Linked DNA regions of Homo sapiens: region 1 is linked to region 2. The links are chromatin loops, found by intact Hi-C in ENCODE. Cell type or tissue: HCT116. All regions are shown on one strand. Links, peaks and the distances in the headings refer to the core of each region. The heading gives the core; the rest is flanking DNA.

Evidence for each region. Hi-C counts contacts between places; a loop is a spot of excess contacts. Peaks named below come from ENCODE experiments on the same cell type or tissue, not always from the same donor. Only the 100,000 strongest peaks of a DNase experiment are listed, where the experiment ranks them.
Region 1: it touches region 2 in a loop (3-fold over the local background); 4 of 110 quality-filtered maps call a loop at or near these places.

Annotation. Positions count from the first base shown.
Region 1 is chr6:73,280,927-73,290,682 of GRCh38, reverse strand. All of the region lies in intron 3 of C6orf147 (chromosome 6 open reading frame 147), which reads left to right. The region is part of intron 2 of LOC122539213 (KHDC1-KHDC1L); the gene reads left to right. It also overlaps a transcript of KHDC1 not described here, the pseudogene KHDC1-AS1 and the pseudogene RPSAP41. Among named protein-coding and RNA genes, the nearest start is that of KHDC1, 23 kb to the right of the region's middle. In HCT116, for the core only: a CTCF peak has its summit at 4,783 (motif pointing left); a DNase peak (open chromatin) is centred at 4,822.
Region 2 is chr6:73,606,501-73,615,045 of GRCh38, reverse strand. SLC17A5 (solute carrier family 17 member 5) reads left to right here. Exons shown (of 11, transcript NM_012434.5): 9 at 4,499-4,646. Among named protein-coding and RNA genes, the nearest start is that of SLC17A5, 43 kb to the left of the region's middle. RefSeq lists enhancers at 3,485-3,654, 5,416-5,585. In HCT116, for the core only: a CTCF peak has its summit at 4,401 (motif pointing right); a DNase peak (open chromatin) is centred at 4,385; H3K27ac peaks cover 491 bases.

The DNA of each region.
Region 1 (9,756 bases), core at 677-8,676, 320 kb after region 2:
AGCAGCAAACTTCAGCACAGCCCACTAGCTAGTATTCCTGCAGGATATGACACATCAGCAGGGTTTTCAATGGCAACAATGGCATGAGCTGCCAGCAGAAGCTTCTCCCAGTTCCTCTTCAGATTTATGATATATTTGTGGACTTTGGATCTTGTTAGAAAAAAAAAAGATTATGATATAGATGCCATCACCTTCATTTTTAGATGTACTATCATTCCATTTGGAAATCAAAGTTAGTGTCACCTAAGTGACTTCCTGCTGCAAGAAATTTGAGGACATCAAGGGCTCTGGACATTGTGAAAGTTTCCCTTTAAGTTACAACAGGAATCCAGAACAACACTGTATGGACCCCTCTCTGGGTAGCACAGAAAGCTAGCTTTTTTTCTTTTTCTTTTCTTTTTTTTTTTGGGATGAAGTCTCGCTCTGTCACCAGGCTGGAGTGCAGTGGCATGATGTCAGCTCACTCCAACTTCTGCCTCCCGGGTTCAAGCGATTTCCCTGCCTCAGCTTCCCGAGTAGCTGGGACTACAGGCATGCACCACCATGCCTGGCTAATTTTTTTTTTTTTTTTTTTTTGAGACGGAGTCTCGCTCTGTTGCCCAGGCCGGACTGCGGACTGCAGTGGCGCAATCTCGGCTCACTGCAAGCTCCGCTTCCCGGGTTCACGCCATTCTCCTGCCTCAGCCTCCCCAGTAGCTGGGACTACAGGCGCCCGCCACCGCGCCCGGCTAATTTGTTGTATTTTTAGTAGAGACGGGGTTTCACCTTGTTAGCCAGGATGGTCTCGATCTCCTGACCTCATGATCCACCCGCCTCGGCCTCCCAAAGTGCTGGGATTACAGGCGTGAGCCACCGCGCCCGGCCGCCTGGCTAATTTTTTGTATTTTAGTAGAGATGGGGTTTCACCATGTTGGCCATGATGGTTTCCCTCTTGACCTTGTGGTCTGCCCCACTCAGCCTCCCAAAGTGCTGGAATTACAGGTGTGAGTCACAGTGCCTGGCCGTTTTTTTTCTTTTTTCTGTTGTTTGTTATGAGACAGGGTCTTACTCTGTCACCCAGGCTGGAGTGCAGTGGCGTGATCATGGCTCACTGCAACCTCTGCCTCCTTGTTCAAGTGATTCTCATGTGTCAGCCTCTGGAGTAGCTGGGATTACAGGCATGAGCCACCATGGCCTGGCTAATTTTTGTATTTTTAATAGAGACAGGGTTTTGCCATGTTGGACAGGCTGATCTTGAACTCCTGGCCTCCAATGATCCACCCGCCTTGGCCTCCCAAAGTGCTGGGATTACAGGAGCCACTGTAGTTGGCCCAGATTTTATTCTTTTTTTTTTTTTTTTTTTTTTTTTTGAGATGGAGTCTCACTCTGTCGCCCAGGCCGGAGTGCAGTGGTGCAATCTTCGCTTACTGCAACTACCGCCTCCCGGGTTCAAGTGATTCTCCCACCTCAGCCTCCTGAGTAGCTGGGACTACAGGCATGTGCCACCATGCCTGTCTAATTTTTGTATTTTTAGCAGAGGTGGGGTTTCGCCATGTTGGCCAGGCTAGTCTTGAACTCCTGGCCTCAAGTGATCTGCCTGCCTTCGCCTCCCAAAGCGCTGATATTACAGGCATGAGCCACTGTGACTGACCTAGATTTTATTCTTATGCCTAATCCATTTGTCTGTCTGTGGCTGAAAAAGGATTATGTCCTTTTGTACTGAGTGTGTCTCTGATATGCAAGAAATGATTGGATATTTTAATCTATTTAGGTTTAATTGGGGCTGAAAACTTTAAGACCGTCTACTAGGCTGTGTTATTAGGCTAGGCTTTTCCATTATCTAAACACTCCCTACCTCTACCACCTGTCAGTAATTACCTTTTTTTTTTTTTTTTTTTTTGAGATGGGGGTCTTACTATACTATGTTGTTCAGGCTGGTGTGCAGTGGCTAATTCACATATGCCATCATACCCTTCTACAGCCTTAAACTCCTGGCTTCAAGTGATCCTCTGCCTCTGGCTCCTGAGTAGCTAGGAAAACAGGTGTGTGCCACTGCACCCTGCTCAAAGAAAACTTTTTTTTTAAGACGAAGTCTTACTCTGTCACCCAGGCTGGAGTGCAGTGGCATGATCTCAGCTCACCGCAACCTCTGCCTCCCAGGTTCAAGTGATTCTCCTGCCTCAGCCTCCTGAGTAGCTGGGACTACAGGCATGCACCAGTATGCTCAGCTAATGTTTGTATTTTTAGTAGAGATGGGGTTTAACCATGTTGCCCAGGCTGGTCTTGAACTCCTGACCTCAAGTGATTCACCCACCTTGGCCTCCCAAAGTGGTGGGATTACAAGCGTGAACCACCGTGCCCGGCCCAAGAAAACTGTTTCTGATCTTTTCTGATAGGGATGGAAGAGAATACTTACTTCTCCAGATCAGTGGCTGCATATCTCATATCAAAGGTTGTGTTAATCAGTTTCTAATAAAAACACCACACCTGGCACAGCAACTGCAATTAGTGCCACCACTTGGTTGAGTCTGCAGCAGTTCACTGCCGTCTTCTCGGATCCATCTGATTTTTGTAGGCACCAGAGTGGTGAACTAAATGGAGATATGATGATGACTAACTCTATCCTTTAGGTCTTTAAGGGTGCCGCTAGCTTCTGCCATTCCCCCTGGGATGTAATACTGGATTTGATTTGGTCTTGATCAGGAAGATGGTGGGGGCAGTTTCAGAGGGCTTCATTAGCCCTTCTCCACTCTAATTTCACCCCAGAGGAGTAGTATCAATATTAGAGTTGTGCCAGCTGCCAAGAATCTCCATTCCAAGTATACATTTGGAAGCTGAGAAAATGATCACTAGGTGGGTTATGGACCCAGTGTGCCCACTGTGAGCTAGATCTTAGGACTCCATTTATTACTTGACCCCATATGTCCTCCCTCTAAGAGGAGTGGCAGATGATGCTGAATCTACATGTATCATTGTCAACTGGGACCTTGTGTCCAAGAGTCTATGATGTTTGGCTATTTCTCTTTTCCCAGTGTATATTACTTGAAGTAAATGACTGTAGGTTCCTTTGTGGGAAGGAAGAGGGAACCATTACTATGTACTGCCATAGCATTGCCAGGTCCTTCCTCCTGGGGATCTGGCCTCTCCTTCAGTCATTCAGTTTCAGATCTGGAAACTGGCGTATGTCTGGAAACTGGGCAAGGGAGCATGAGACTACTGCTTCCAGCCTAATCATCTAGCCTTGATTTCTTTGATGTACAGATTGAATAGTACCCTTGTTGGCTGCCCAGGTATTTTTCCTTAGTCATTTAATAACCCTCTAGTAGTCAGGTCCCTCTGTGAAGCTGACTTGCCACTTGTTATGATGATTGTGTCTTTCTGGCATCTGAGGGTTAAGTGGCCTTGACTGGCCTTTGGGGGATAGTGGCTATCATCGCAATTGCTATTAGAGACCAGTTTTATCACGGCATCTCCTACTGTAAGTCCCGGCTCTCAGAGAAGAGCCACTACTGAACTTAGCAGTGTTGGTGACATTCTCACTAGAACATTTCTTATTGCTTTGGTAAGTAATATATTTTCTGGGTCCTCTTGTGGATTTTCCAACTATTTGCCGTATATAGTCTATAGCATACTCACTTTTCCGAGCCTTTTCATTCATCTACCTTTTGCTACAATTTTGGCATTTCTACCTCACTTAGTGTGGGCCACTGTTATTTCCATGCTTCTGGGAGCCATCCTGGTAGTAGGATTGCGTCATCTTTCAGGATCCTAGTCAGGGCATTAAATCCTGAAAGCAGTATCTGGTTCTTTTTTTTTTTTTTGAGACAGAGTCTCACTCTGTTGCCCGGGCTGGAGTGCAGTGGCATGAACTCAGCTCACTGCAATCTCTGCCTCTCAGGTTCAAGTGATTCTCCTGCCTCGGCCTCCCGAGTAACTGAGATTACAGGTGCAAGCTACCATGCCCAGCTAATTTTCACGATTTTTAGTAGAGACAGGGTTTCACCATGTTCGTCAGGCTGGTCTCAAACTCCTGACCTCAAATGATCCTCCTGCCTCAGCCTCCCAAAGTGCTGGGATTGTAGACGTGAGCCACCATGCTCTGCCCCATCTGGTTCTTTAAAATTATATATTGCTCTTTGTCATAACACATTCTGCATGCTCATCTTTGTAATTATTTTTAGAGAATAGAAGAGGTGTGGCTCTCAGTGCTTAGTTGATCAATGAAAAGTTGGTTTGTTAGTGATACCATCCATTATCTCAGGTATAAATGAGGGAATCAGGTCTCTTTATCATCAGGTCCCTCTTTTTCTTCAGAGTTCTGAATTTTCATATATTTCAAGAAAAGAAGTCCTCAAGAGCAGTGAATCTGAGAAATTAATGTGATTAGTATCTAATTATCACCAATATCATCTTATGTAAACTATATAGAGACTTTTTTGGAGTTCTGAATTTTTCCTTTACTGACTTAAAAAAACCCCACACAAACGAGTGAATCCATTTAGGACCAAGCAAGGAAAAGTAGCTCTTATTCCCTGACACACTGTGGTATGGTTTGGCAGCAGGATAAGGCTGGGAATGGGTGTAGAGTTCTCACTGGCTACACAGATGGGTTCTAAGTCTTGCCTTGCGGAGTTGACAGTTTTGCTGAATCATGTGGATAGATAAGTTTAATAGTTTTCCCCTTTGTCCTTTCCCTTCCTAAATGTGATTATTTATAGGAAATGTGCTTTGGAAACTAGCATAAAGGAGAAAAAAGGCCTTTCCAGTTTGTCTTTTAAAGAACAAGCTGGGGATGGAGTTAAGATAAGATTGAGCTCCATCTGGTGGCTAACTTTGATCAGTTCTTGGAACTAGGAACTGACCAAAATCTGGAAAGCCTGATTCTTCTAAAAATAGAAAATGGGGGAGGGATAGCATTGGGAGATATACCTAATGCTAGATGACACATTAGTGGGTGCAGCGCACCAGCATGGCACATGTATACATATGTAACTAACCTGCACAATATGCACATGTACCCTAAAACTTAGAGTATAATAAAAAAAAAAAAAAAAGAAAAAAAAGAAAATGGGCCGGGCACAGTGACTCAGGCCTGTAATCCCAGCACTTCGGGAGGCCGAGGCAGGCAGATCACCTGATGTCAGGAGTTTGAGACCAGCCTGGCCAACATGGCGAAACCCTGTCTCTACTAAAAAAATACAAAAATTAGCTGAGCATGGTGGCAGGTGCCTGTAATCTCAGCTACTTGGGAGGCTGAGGCAGGAGAATTGCTTGAACCCGGGAGGCAGAGGTTGCAGTGAGCTGAGATCGTGCCACTGCACTCCAGCCTGGGCTACAGAGCTGGATTCCATCTTAAAAAAAAAAAAAAAGAAGAGTCATGATAAGCATGAATAAGGCATAGAGGCCAAATCAGCAGAGTCAACCTGCGGTCTCTGGTAGGACTGGTGGAATTTTTGCCAAGACTTTAAAAGATGATGAATAAAAAGTAACATTGTCTTTCTATGGCAAAACAAACTCTATGGAAATTTAAAGAGTGGGATATTTATAATGCAAAGTAACAGACACGCTGGGTGGCTCACACTTGTAATCCCAACACTTTGGGAGGCTGAGGTGGGCAGATCACCTGAGGTCAGCAGTTCGAGACTAGCCTGGCCAACATGGTGAAACCCCATCTCTACTAAAAATACAAAAATTAGCAAAGTGTGGTGGCATGCGCCAGTAATCCTAGCTACTTGGGAGGCTGAGGCAGGAGAATCGCTTGAACCCAGGAGGCAGAGGTTGCAGGGAGCCGAGATTGCGCCACTGCATTCCAGCCTGGGTGACAAGAGCGAAACTCCATCTAAAAAAAAAGCAAAGTAACAGACACAAAACTTCACAGGCAATCCTTTAATCTTTTCAAGATTCAAAGAAGGTCAGGAAGGGTGGATAAGCCTGATATCCCAAGAGAAAGGGCAGCTTTAAGAGCATACCTGGAGTTTGAGCCTGGCAGGTGAGGCTGCTATCAATCCAGCAATGTTGTAATCATCCAACAGATTCTTCTTGCCTGCTGCACAGGGAAATCCAATTCACTGAGACAGCATTGTGGTAGTAAAGAAATAGTTTAATTTAATTAATGCAAGGCCAGCCAAGCAGAGAGACAGGAGTTTAAGATTACTAAAATCTGCCTCCCTGAGAGCTCAGAGGCCAGAGTTTTTATAGATAATTTGGTGGGCAGGGGGCTAGGGAATGGTTGAAGATGAAATCTTAGGGGTGTGGAAAATGGTCCTTGTGCACTAAGCCCACCTCTGGGTGGGGACCACAGGACTGGCTGAGTCAGGAGTCATGGGCCCCGGTAGGGTATGTCAGTTGCCAGAATGCAAAAGTTTGAAAAACAATTCAAAAGATCAATCTTAGGTTTTACAATAGTGATCTTATCTATAAGAGAAACTGAGGAAGTCACAAATCTTGTAACCTATGACCACATACCTTCTGAGCAGTAAGGGATTACAAAAACTATGCCTACATTTTGGCAGAAGTCAGGCCCTCTCATAATCCTAATATTGTGGGTTTTCATTAGTCTTACAAAGGCTGTTTCAGTTCCTGAACAAGGAGGGGATCCGTTTTAGAGAGGAACGATTATCATCCTTGCCTTAAAGTTAAACTAGAAATTAAACTCCTCCCAAGGTTAGTTTGGCCTATGCCCAGGAATGAGTGAGGCTAGAAGCAAGATGGGGTCAGCCATGCTAGACTTCTCTCGGTGTCATAATCTTTGCAAAGGTGGTTTCAATGTGCTGGAGAGGATGAAGGGTGGAGTGGGAAAATACTGCAGTTATCAAAGAGGAAAGAATGGTGCCAGGCACGGTGGTCACTCCTGTAATCCCAGCACTGTGGGAGGCGGAGGCGGGAGGATCACCTGAGGTCAGGAGTTCAAGACCAGCCTGGCCAACACGATGAAACCCTTTCCCTACTAAAAATACAAAAATTTGAACCTGGGGGGCAGAGGTTGCAGTGAGCCAAGATCGCGCCACTGCACTCCAGCCTGGGCGACAGAGAGAGACTCTGTCTCCAAAAAAAAAAAAAAAAGAATGAAAACCAGTGAGGTAAAGCTTCAACTCCAAAAATTAAAGAAAACAGAATGATCCTAAAGAAACAAAAACTAAGGGCCGGGTGCTTACACTTGTAATCCCAGCACTTTGGGAGGCCTGGGAAGGAGGATCACTTGAGGTCGGGAGTTGAGACTTGCATGGATCACTTGAGACTAGCCTGGGCAACACTGAGACCCTGTCTCTATATAACAAAACACCTAAGGAAATAAAAGATTAAAGCAAAAGCCAATGGAATAAGAAACAAAATAGGATAAACAAAACCACAAGCTGCTTCTTTTTAAAAAAAAAAAACTAGTAACACTTGAGTCCACACAGTTAAAAATGAATAATTAAATAAGTGAGGTAGAACAGACAAATCTCCCATGCAGAATTTCAAATAATTTATGTAGGTACTCTGTCCTTATGGAGGTGGAGCATAACTCCCGGTTCCTTCATTAAATGTGAGCTATACGTAATGACTTCCTTCAAAAGATTACAATAAGGAAAAGGAAGGTATGAGTAACTTTACAGTGGAGAGGACTGACAGACTACTTCAGCCTGATGATCAAGGTCAACATAAAAAGTGAAGTCATGTTAATAGCATGTACCTCCGGTATGTAACTGCCCAGTGGCTTCACCTTGCCCATTTCCTAGACAGAGCCAATTTATAAAGACAGGCGAATTGTAATAGAGAAAGAGTAATTCACGTAGAACAGGCTGTGCAGGAGACCAGAGTTTTATCATTACTCAAATCTGTCTCCTGGAGCACTCGGGGATCAGAGTTTTTAAGGATAATATGGTGGGTGGGGGAAGGACAGTGTGTCGAGTGTTGATTGGTTAGGTCAGAGATAAAATCATAGGGAATTAAAGCCTCTTGCACGGAGTCAGTTCCTGGGTGGGGGCCACAAGATCAGATGAGCCAGTTTATCGATCTGGGTGGTGGTGCCAGCTGATCCATCAAGTGCAGGGTCTGTAAAGTATCTCAAGCACTGATCTTAAGAGCAGTTTAGGGAGGGTCTGAATCTTGTAGCCTCCAGCTGCATGACTCCTAAACTATAATTTCTAACCTTGTGGCTCCTTTGTTAGTCCTACAAAGGGAGTCTAGTCCCCAGGCAAGGAGGTTTGTTTTGGGAAAGGGCTGTTATCATCTTCGTTTTAACCTATAAACTAAGTTCCTCCTAAAGTTAGTTGAGCCTAAGCCCAGGAATGAAAAAGGACAGTTTGGAGGTTAGAAGCAAGATGGAGTTGGTTAGATCAGCTCTCTTTCACTCTCAGTTATGATTTTGCAATGGCAGTTTCAGGTATAATGTGATGAAAATGGCGCTTACTTTATGGTCTTCCTCCTCAAAACCCCTAATCCCAGTCTAATCATGAGACTTCAGACAAACTCCACTAGAGTGGCATCTTTTTTTTTTTTTTTTTTAGACAGAGTCTCACTCTGTCACTTGGGCTGGAGTGCAGTGGTGTAATCTTGGCTCACTACAACCTTCGCCTTCCGAGTACAAGCAATTCTCATGCCTCAGCCTCCTGAGTAGCTGGGACTACAGGCGCATGCCACCACGCCCGGCTAATTTTTGTATTTTTAGTGGAGATGGGGTTCCACCATGTTGGCCAGGCTGGTCTCAAACTCCCAGCCTCAAGTGATCCACCCACCTTGGCCTCCCAAAGTGCAGGGATTACAGGCGTGAGCCACCGGACCTGGCCTAGAGTGGCATCTTAAAATATGCTTGACCAGTATGCCTCAAAACTGTCAAGGTCATCAAAAACAAAAAAAGTCTGAGAATCTACCACAGCCAAGAGGAGCCTAAGGAGACATGATGACTAAATGTAATGTGGTACACTGTTTGGGCTCCTGGGGCAGAAAAAGGACCTTAGGTAAAAACTAAGGAAATCAGAATAAAGTATGGGCTTTAATATAAGATGTTAATAATAGGAAAAACTGAGTGTGGAGTAAATGGGCACTCTGTACTATCCTCACAACTCTTCTGTAAATCTAGAACCCATTTTTTTTTTTTTTTTTTTGAGACGAAGTTTCACTCTTACTGCCCAGGCTGGAGTGCAATGGCGCGATCTTGGCTCACTGGAATCTTTGCCTCCTGGGTTCAAGCGATTCTCCTGCCTCAGCCTCCCAAGTAGCTGGGATTACAGGCGCCCATCACCACGCCTGGCTGATTTTTTATATTTTAAGTAGAGACGGAGTTTCACCATGTTGGCAAGGCTGGTCTTGAACTCTTGACCTTCAGGAAATGCTGGGATTACAGGTGTGACCCACTGCACCCAGGTGGTTTTTTGTTTTTTTTTTTGAGAGAGTCTCGTTCTGTCACCCAGGCTGGAGTGCCGTGGCATGAGCTTGGCTCACTGCAACCTCTGCCTCCCAGGTTCAAGTGATTCTCCTGCCTTAGCCTCCTGAGTAGCTGGGATTACAGGTGTGTGCCACCACGCCTGGCTAAATTTCTATTTTTAGTAGAGACAAGGTTTCTCCATGTTAGGCTGGTCTCAAACTCCTGATCTCAGGTGATCCGCCTGCCTTGGCCTCCCAAAGTGCTGGGATTACAGACAGGCACCACCATGCCAGGCTAATTTTTGTATTTTTAGTAGAGACAGGGTTTCCCCATGTTGGCCAGGCTGATCTCAAACTCCTGACCTCAAGTGATTTGCCCTACTTGGTCTCCCAAAGTGTTGGGATTACAGGCGTAAGCCACCATGCCCAGCC
Region 2 (8,545 bases), core at 546-8,545:
CAGTTCCACAAGATCGCCCCCCTACTTCGGATACCAATCACAAGTCCCAGCTTGTGACCTCTGCTTCTGACTGACCGGCTATAAATCAGGGTTCCCATGACTGTCTTGTCAGGTTCAGTTAATCTGCTAGAGCATCTCAGAGAACTCAGAGAAACACTTTATTTTATGTTTACCCACTTATTATAAAGGGTATTGCAAAGGATATAGATGAACAGCCAGATGGAAAAGCTGCATAGGGCAACATATGTGGGACCGGGTAGGGAGTTTTCATGCCCTCTCCTGGAACACCACCCTCCAAGAACCCCGACCGCAAAAGTTCATCCAAACCCTGTCCCTTTGAGTTTGTATGGAGACTTCGTTAAATGTGTATGATTGATTAAATCATTGGCCATTGGTGACTGGCTCAACCTTCAGCCCCTCTCCCCTCTCTGGAGTTTGGGGGTGGTGCCAAAAGTCCCAGACCTCTAATCCAGCCACCATCCTGAAGCTGTATGGGGACCCCCAGCCACCAATTGTCTCATTAGCATACAAAAGACACTGTTACCACTCCAGAAATTCCAAAAGTTTTAGGAGCTGTGTGCCAAAAAACCGGGGGCAGAGACCAAATATATATTTCTTTTTTAAAACAATTTTTTAATAGAAATGGGGTCTTGCTATGTTGCCCCGTCTGGTCTTGAATTCCTGGCCTCAAGTGATCTTCCTGCCTCAGCATCCCAAAATGTTGGGATTACAGACATGAGCCACCACACTGGCCATATTTCTTTTCTTATTTTTTTTCTTGAGACAGGGGCTCACTCTTAGCCCAGGCTGGAGTGTGGTGGCATGATCTTGACTCACTGCAGCCTCAACCTCCTCAGCCTCAGGTGATCCTCCCACCTCAGCCTCCTGAGTAGCTAGGACTACAGGCACACACCACCATACCCAGCTAATTTTTTAATTTTTACTGAAGACGGGGTTTCACCACGTTGTCCAGGCTGGTCTTTAACTCCTGAACTCAAGTCATCTGCCCGCCTTGGCCTCCCAAAGTGCTGGGACTACAGGAGTGAGGCACCACACCCAGCCCCAGCCATTTTGTTTAATTTCTTTCTTTAATGGGACAAGGTCTCGCTTTATTGCCCACATTGGCCTTGAACTCCTGGCCTTCAGCAATCCTGCTGCTTCAGCCTCCCAAAGTGCTAGGATTACAGGTGTGAGCCACCACACCCAGCCCCCAGCCATATTTTTTAAAATCACAATATCACAACAGTTCAAGACAAAATAAAAATGATAATATTAGTCTTTTATTTTGTTCACATAACAAAACACTATGATGCATTTAAGTGCATTTCTTTACAATATGTTTCTTTTTGAATCATACATTTTGAGGATTAAGATTTATAATATTCACTGGGCGCAGTGGCTTATGCCTGTAATCCTAGCACTTTGGGAGGCTGAGGTGAGCAGATCACAAGGTCAGGAGTTCAAGACCAGTCTGACCAACATGGTGAAACCCTGTCTACTAAAAATACAAAAATTAGCTGGGCGTGGTGGCAAGTGCCTGTAATCCCAGCTACCTGGGAGGCTGAAGCAGGAGAATTGCTTGAACCCAGGAGGCAGAGGTTGCAGTGAGCTGAAATCGCGCCACTGCACTCCAGCCTGGGCAACAGAGTGAGATCCTGTCTCAAAAAAAAAAAATTTATAAAAGATTTATCTCCACCATGGCTTATAATTATTTTTAAAATGGCTTGCTGTGCCAAACATCATCCCTCACAATTTTATATATCACTGTGCTTTCAGCTCAGACTTTGCAATGAAGATTTTTATATCAACTTTAGACAAGATGTAATCAAAGTATTTTTAAGCCTCCATCCCTTTTCTAAGTGAATGCATTTTAAGTTTCAATCCAAAAATATTTACTAGCATTATTATATCAAATAAGGAGCTATAAATCAAAGAACTCAAAGAACCCATAAATAATCATGTGTTTCAGACTCTGCTTTCAGAAAGGTAATTTTTTTTTTTTTTGAGACAGGGTCTTGCTCCGTTGGCCAGGATGGACAACCATGGCTCACTGCAGCCTCAACCTTCTAGGCACAAGTAATTCTCCCACCTCAGTCTCCTGAGCAGCTGGGACTACAGGTCACGCCACAGCACCCAGCTAATTATTTTTGATTTTTTGTAGAGACATGGTTTTACCATGTTGCTCAGGTTAGTCACAAATTCCTGGGCTCAAGCGATCCTCCCACCTCAGCCTTTCAAAGTGCTGGAATTACAGGCGTGAGCCACTGTGCCTGGCCTAGAAAGGTAACTTTTAAAACTATCTAATCAGTTAGGCATGATGGTATGTATCTGTAGTCCCAGCTACTCCAGAGGCTAAGGTGAGAAAATCTCTTGAGCCTAGTTGTTTGAGGCTGCAGAGAGCTATGATCACAACACTGCACTCCAACCTAGGCAACAGAGCAATACCCTATCTCTAAAAATAGTTAGAAAAAAATGTACGTAGAAATAAAACTGTCTAAGACAATCATTTAACTTTTTAAAAGTCTCCAGTAGAGACCCTGGAAGTCTCAGTGACTATACTTCAGTAATTACATTATAAAAAGACCCTGGCTGGGCTCGGTGGCTGTTGCCTGTAATCCCAGCACTTTGGGAGGCAGAGGCGGAGGCAGGCAGATACTTGAGGTCAGGAGCTCAAAACCAGGCTGGCCAACATGGTGAAACCCCATCTCTAATACAAAGATTAGCTTGGCGTGGTGGTGTGTGGCTGTCCCAGCTATTCAGGAGGCCGAGGCAGGAGAATTGCTTGAACCTGGGAGGCAGAGGTTGCAGTGAGCCAAGATTTCGCCACTGCACTCCAGTCTGGGCAAAAAGAGTGAAAAAAAAAAAATTAGCCAGGCATGGTGGCACATGCCTTTAATCCCAGCTACTCAGGAGGCTGAGGCACAAGACTTGCTTACACCTGGGAGGCAGAGGTTGCAGTGAGCTCAGATTGTGCCACTGCACTCCAGCCTGGGTAACAGAATGCGACCCTATTTCAAAATAAATAAATAAAAGTAATGAAATTAAATTAAATCAGACATGGTGGCGTGCACCTGTAGTCCCAGCTACTCAGGAAGCCAAGGCAGAGGATCACTTGAGCCTGGGAAGTCAAGGCTGCAGTGAGCCATGATCGCACCACTGCACTCCAGCCTGACGACAGTGAGACCCTGTCTCAAAAAAACAAGAAAATAAATAAATAAGTAAATAAATGTAATTGAACTTTTTTTAAAGTTCCTCAGTTGCAGTATATACAAATACAACATTTCCATCATCACAGAGAGCTATTGGATAGCACTGCTGTAGACACAGAAAAACTGACAGCCCACTCATTAAGTCTCTTCTCATATTTTACGCTTAACTGCCTGTAATGACCAATGTGTATTCTTATCAGTTGTTAATAATAGGGAGGATTCCTGCATATTAGGTGGGGCAGAAAAAAAAAAAACCAAGGCCGGGCATGGTGGCTCACACCTGTAATCCCAGCACTTTGGGAGGCAAGGTGGGTGGATCGCTTGAGGTCAGGAGTTCGAGAACGGCCTGGCCAACATGGCGAAACCCCATCTCTACTAAAAATACAAAAATTAGCTGGGTATGGTGGCCCAGGCCTGTAATTCCAGCTATTCAGGAGGCTGAGGCAGGAGAATCACTTGAACCTAGGAGGCAGAGGTGGCAGTGAGCCCAGATCACGCCACTGCACTCCAGCCTGGGTGACAGAGTGAGACTCCAGCTCAAAAAAAAGAGAGAGAGAATGAAGACAGAGATTTTAAAAAATCTTTTTAAGAAACAAGGTCTTGCTCTGACAACCCAGGCTGGAGTGCAGTGGTGCCATCATAGCTCACTGTAACCTTGAACTTCTGGGCTCAAGCAATCCTCCCACCTCAGCCTCCTGAGCAGCCAGGACTACAGGTGTGCACCACCATGCCTGGCGAATTTTGTTTTTAATATTTCGTAGAGACAGGGTCTTGCTGTGTTGCCCAGGCTGGCCTCAAACTCCTGGCCTCAAGTGATTCTCCCGCCTCAGCCTCCTAACGTGCTGGGATTACAGGTGTGAGCTGCCACACCCAGGCAAGATGGAGTATTATTCTAACCTCATCCAACAGAGTTTATTATTCAGTTTATCTCCTTTGGTTATATGTATTTTAAACCACATTCTGTGTCAGCTATTGCTTCTCTCTAGAAACATATTTTTAAGTTGTTCTTGTCTTGTTCTTCTCTAACACCATGGAATTTTAGCTGAGTTTTGGCCACATGTAGATTTAATAACATTGCATAATGAGATTTTCCTTTTATAGTATATTAGTTGTATTACGCCCATGTTTTCCAGCATTTTTTTTTTCTCATGAAATTTGTTAGTCTTCCAGGCAATATAGTGTTTCTACAGTAGGTGGCAGCAATTTCAAATTTCAGATTTATACCATATTAAGGTAGAGCAAATATTAATGCTGGGTGTTTTTTCCCTTTTATAACTTTTTAACTCCAGGAATGATTGGACCTGCAGTATTCCTGGTAGCTGCTGGCTTCATTGGCTGTGATTATTCTTTGGCCGTTGCTTTCCTAACTATATCAACAACACTGGGAGGCTTTTGCTCTTCTGGATTTAGCATCAACCATCTGGATATTGCTCCTTCGTGAGTACTAATATAAAGATTTGCTGTGATTGACTTTAAATTATATTTTTAAAAATCCTGATAAAAGGCCAGAGGCGGTGACTCACACCTGTAATCCCAGCACTTTGGGAGGCCAAGGCAGGCAGATAACCTGAGGTCAGGAGTTTGAGACCAGCCTGGCCAACATGGCGAAGCCCTATCTCTACTAAAAATACAAAAATTAGCCAGGCATGATGGCGGGCACCTGTAATCCCAGCTACTTAGGAGGCTGAGGCAGGAGAATCGCTTGAACCCAGGAGGCAGAGGTTGCAGTGAGCTGAGATCGCATCATTGCACTTCAGCCTGGGCAACAAGAGCAAGACTCCATCTAAAAAAAAAAAAACCTGATAAAATAGATATGATATAAAACTTACCATTTTAAGTATGCAGTTCTGTGGCATTAAGTATTCACATTGTTTCATAACTAGCACCACCAACAATCTCTAGAGCAATTTCATCTTCTCAACAGAAACTGTACCCGTTAAACACAATCTCCCATTTCTCCTTCCTCCCAGGCCCTGGCAACCAACATTCTACTTTCTGCCTCTATGGATTTGACTACTATAGGAATGACTTTAAATTCTTAACAGGATTTTAATTTACACAATAATTAAAGCAGGAAGTTGTTTTTAAATTTAAACTTTTAACTATCATCACCTCTGTCCACAGTGCTCTCATTAGAACATTGCAATAACTCATTACTGTGTCTGTTCACCCAACTAGACTAGGAACTCTGTGAAGGCAGAAACTCCCTTATTGTCCTCAGGGCTCTCCATGGCACTTGGCATGTAGTAGGCATTTTGTCAGATGAATGAATGTGAAAGAGTAGACCCAATTGATTTGTCTAACTATATTACCTATGTGCAAATATATTTGTGTAGCCCTTGATAGTTTACACATCACTTTCATAAACACTATCCATTTTACCCTTAAAGCATTCCTTTGAAGTAAGTATTTTTGCCCTATTTGAACGCTAAAGAAACTTAAGAGAAGTTAAGTGATTTATCTTGCAGCACACAGCTAATATAATAAATGATAGAGCCAAAACTTGAACCTAAAATTTTTACTTTTAAGCCCAAAATTCTTTCTACAGCTACCTCTCTGGAAATATTCTTTGAGCCACATACTTCTAAAACCATTTTGTGCCAGCTGACAAGGTAAATAAGGGAGCTATGTAAATATTTTAACCCAAAAGTTTTAATACACTTTATTTGTAAAAATAATAGATATAAATTTATTTTGGAGAAAAGACAGATGGACTCTTACCCTCTTTTCACTACCTCAAAATCTTCACACCTGGACTCCTACAGAATCTTCTGATTTCTATGAATCCTCAGTCTCCTATCTCTTCAATAAATACTCTAAGATAAGCTGCACTCTGTCACCCAGGCTAGAGTGCAGTGACGCCACTGTAGTTCACTGTGGCCTTGAACTCCTGGGATCAAGTAATCCTTCCTGCTCAGCCTCCTGAGTCGCTGGGACTGCAGGCATACATCACCATGCCTGGTTAATTTTTCAAAAAATATTTTGTAGAGATGGGGTCTCCCTATCTTGCCCAGGGTGGTCTCAGTCTCCTGGCCTCAAGTAATCTTCCCGCCTCAGCCCCCCGAAGTGCTAGGATTACAGGCGTGGGCCACAGCACCTGGCCAAGACTTGAGGTTTTGTCAAGCCTAGGATTGACGAATAGTCAAAGGGATATGGGAATTGAGAGTTTTGGCAAGAAATAGTTCTAGGCTATGTTATCGCTTAGGATGTTTTTAGTTGAAGTATAGAAATTCTAATTTAAACTGGGCTAAACAGCATAATCTATTGATTCACTTAATTGTATCCAGAAATAATAGGCTTCAGGCAAGAGTTGATATCCAGCTGCCTACTAATATCACCACAGATTGTTTCTTTCTCACTCTCTGTCTTTTACAGTAGTAGTTTTGTCCTAAGACTGGGTCTGCTTATAAAATCACACAATGAAATGATTGCCAGCAACAATCAGGACTACATGCTTCTTCATTCACATCAAGCAGAAAGAAAAGGATCTTTTCCTCTCTCCACCATGGAAATAAGTCCTGGGCTTCATTTTGGTTGACCCAAACTGAGTCACATGAACCAACCCCAATGGCCAAGAGAATATCATGTGACTTTAGGACAATCAGCACCTACCCCAAAAGTTAGAAGTCAAAGGGTCAGTGCCCCTCAGACATCACTATTGCTACACAGATGGGGGTGGGGAGTGGGAATGGATGCTGAGGAATCCATCGGTAACATCCATTATAACACATGAAGATGTAAATAAACATGAGTCATTTTGAGCCGGGCACGGTAGTTCACGCCTGTAATCCCAACACTTTGGGAGGCTGAGGCGGGTGGATCACCTGAGGTCAGGAGTTCGAGATCAGCCTGGCCAACATGGTGAAACCCCATCTCTACTAAAAATACAAAAATTAGCAGGGTGTGATGGCACACACCTGTAGTCTCAGCTTCTCAGGAGGCTGAGGCAGGAGAATCGCTTGAACCCGGGAGGCAGAGGTTGCTGTGAGCCAAGATTGTGCCACTGTGCTCCAGCCTGGGTGACAAAGTGAGACTCCATCTCAAAAAAAAAAAAAAAAAAATTATAAGGAACATAAAATTGGTTCAGCAGCCATCCAGCCAGAAGGTGGTAAGTCACCCACACCATTTAATAAATCTGAAAGGTAGCTTAGGATTCATCAGGTTCCTGAAGTCTTATTAGAATCTCTGGAATCTGATGAGGGCCCCCCCTGCTCTCTTGAACTAGCAATGAAAGAAAATTGGATCATCGGATAAAAATTGGAGCTATGGTCGGCCGGGTGTAATGGCTCATGCCTGTAATCCCGGCACTTTGGGAGACCAAGGTGGGCAGATCACCTGAGGTCAGGAGTTCAAGACCAGCCTGGCCAACATGGTGAAACTCTGTCTCTACTAAAAATATAAAATTAGCCAGGTGGGGTGGTAGGACCTGTAATCCCAGCTACTTGGAAGGATGAGGCAGAAAATCACTTGAACCTGGGAGGTGGAGGTTGCAGTGAGCAATTGCACTCTAGCCTGGGTGACAAGAGTGAAACTCCATCTCAAAAAAAAAAAAAATAGTGCTATTGTCAAAAGATGAAAATAGATGCTGAAGAAAAAGAAAACCAAATATCCATGGTACCTACCTTATAAGATCGTTGTGAAGATTAAATAGAACACGCACAGAACACTTTGCTCATAATGCAATAAAGGTATTTGCATATAATGCAATAGATGTAATTATTTTCTGGCTAACTTTGAGTCAGGTGTGGTGACCAGGGTCACAGATCAATCCAAGTAAAATATTAAAGTGATGATTGGTGTGCTTTCAGAAAGGAAAATGCTGACCACTAAAGAGCCACCATTGGGTCACTAAGAGCCAAAATGGCAAAACAGTCTAACTTCTCAACATAATTTTTAGCCTAATAGAATAAAGAAAATATAGTAGATTTGATATGTCAGGACTTCAGCCAGGCCTCCTATGATAGATGCCGTTTTGGACAAGGTGGAGAAAGATGAATTGGATGTACAATTAGATAAATTTGTCACTACTAAATTTCAGTGTAATAGCATGCTCATTAACGGATCTAGTCATTTGAGAAACACTGTGCCAGGCACTGTACCAGATGTTGAAGACACAAACATGAAAGTAACATGATTCCTGCTGGCATCTGTATAAGCTTAAGCTGGCCTGGATGATGGTGGGTCATGTCATGAAGTATAATGCTGGACAGGCAGCAGGGGGATCCTGTGCCTGAGCTTCAAGCATCAGGTGGGTGGTTGAAGTCTACATCTTAAAGACCCAGGTCCAACCCTGAAATTTTATGAGTCTTATAAGCCGAAAAAGACATTTATCTAGA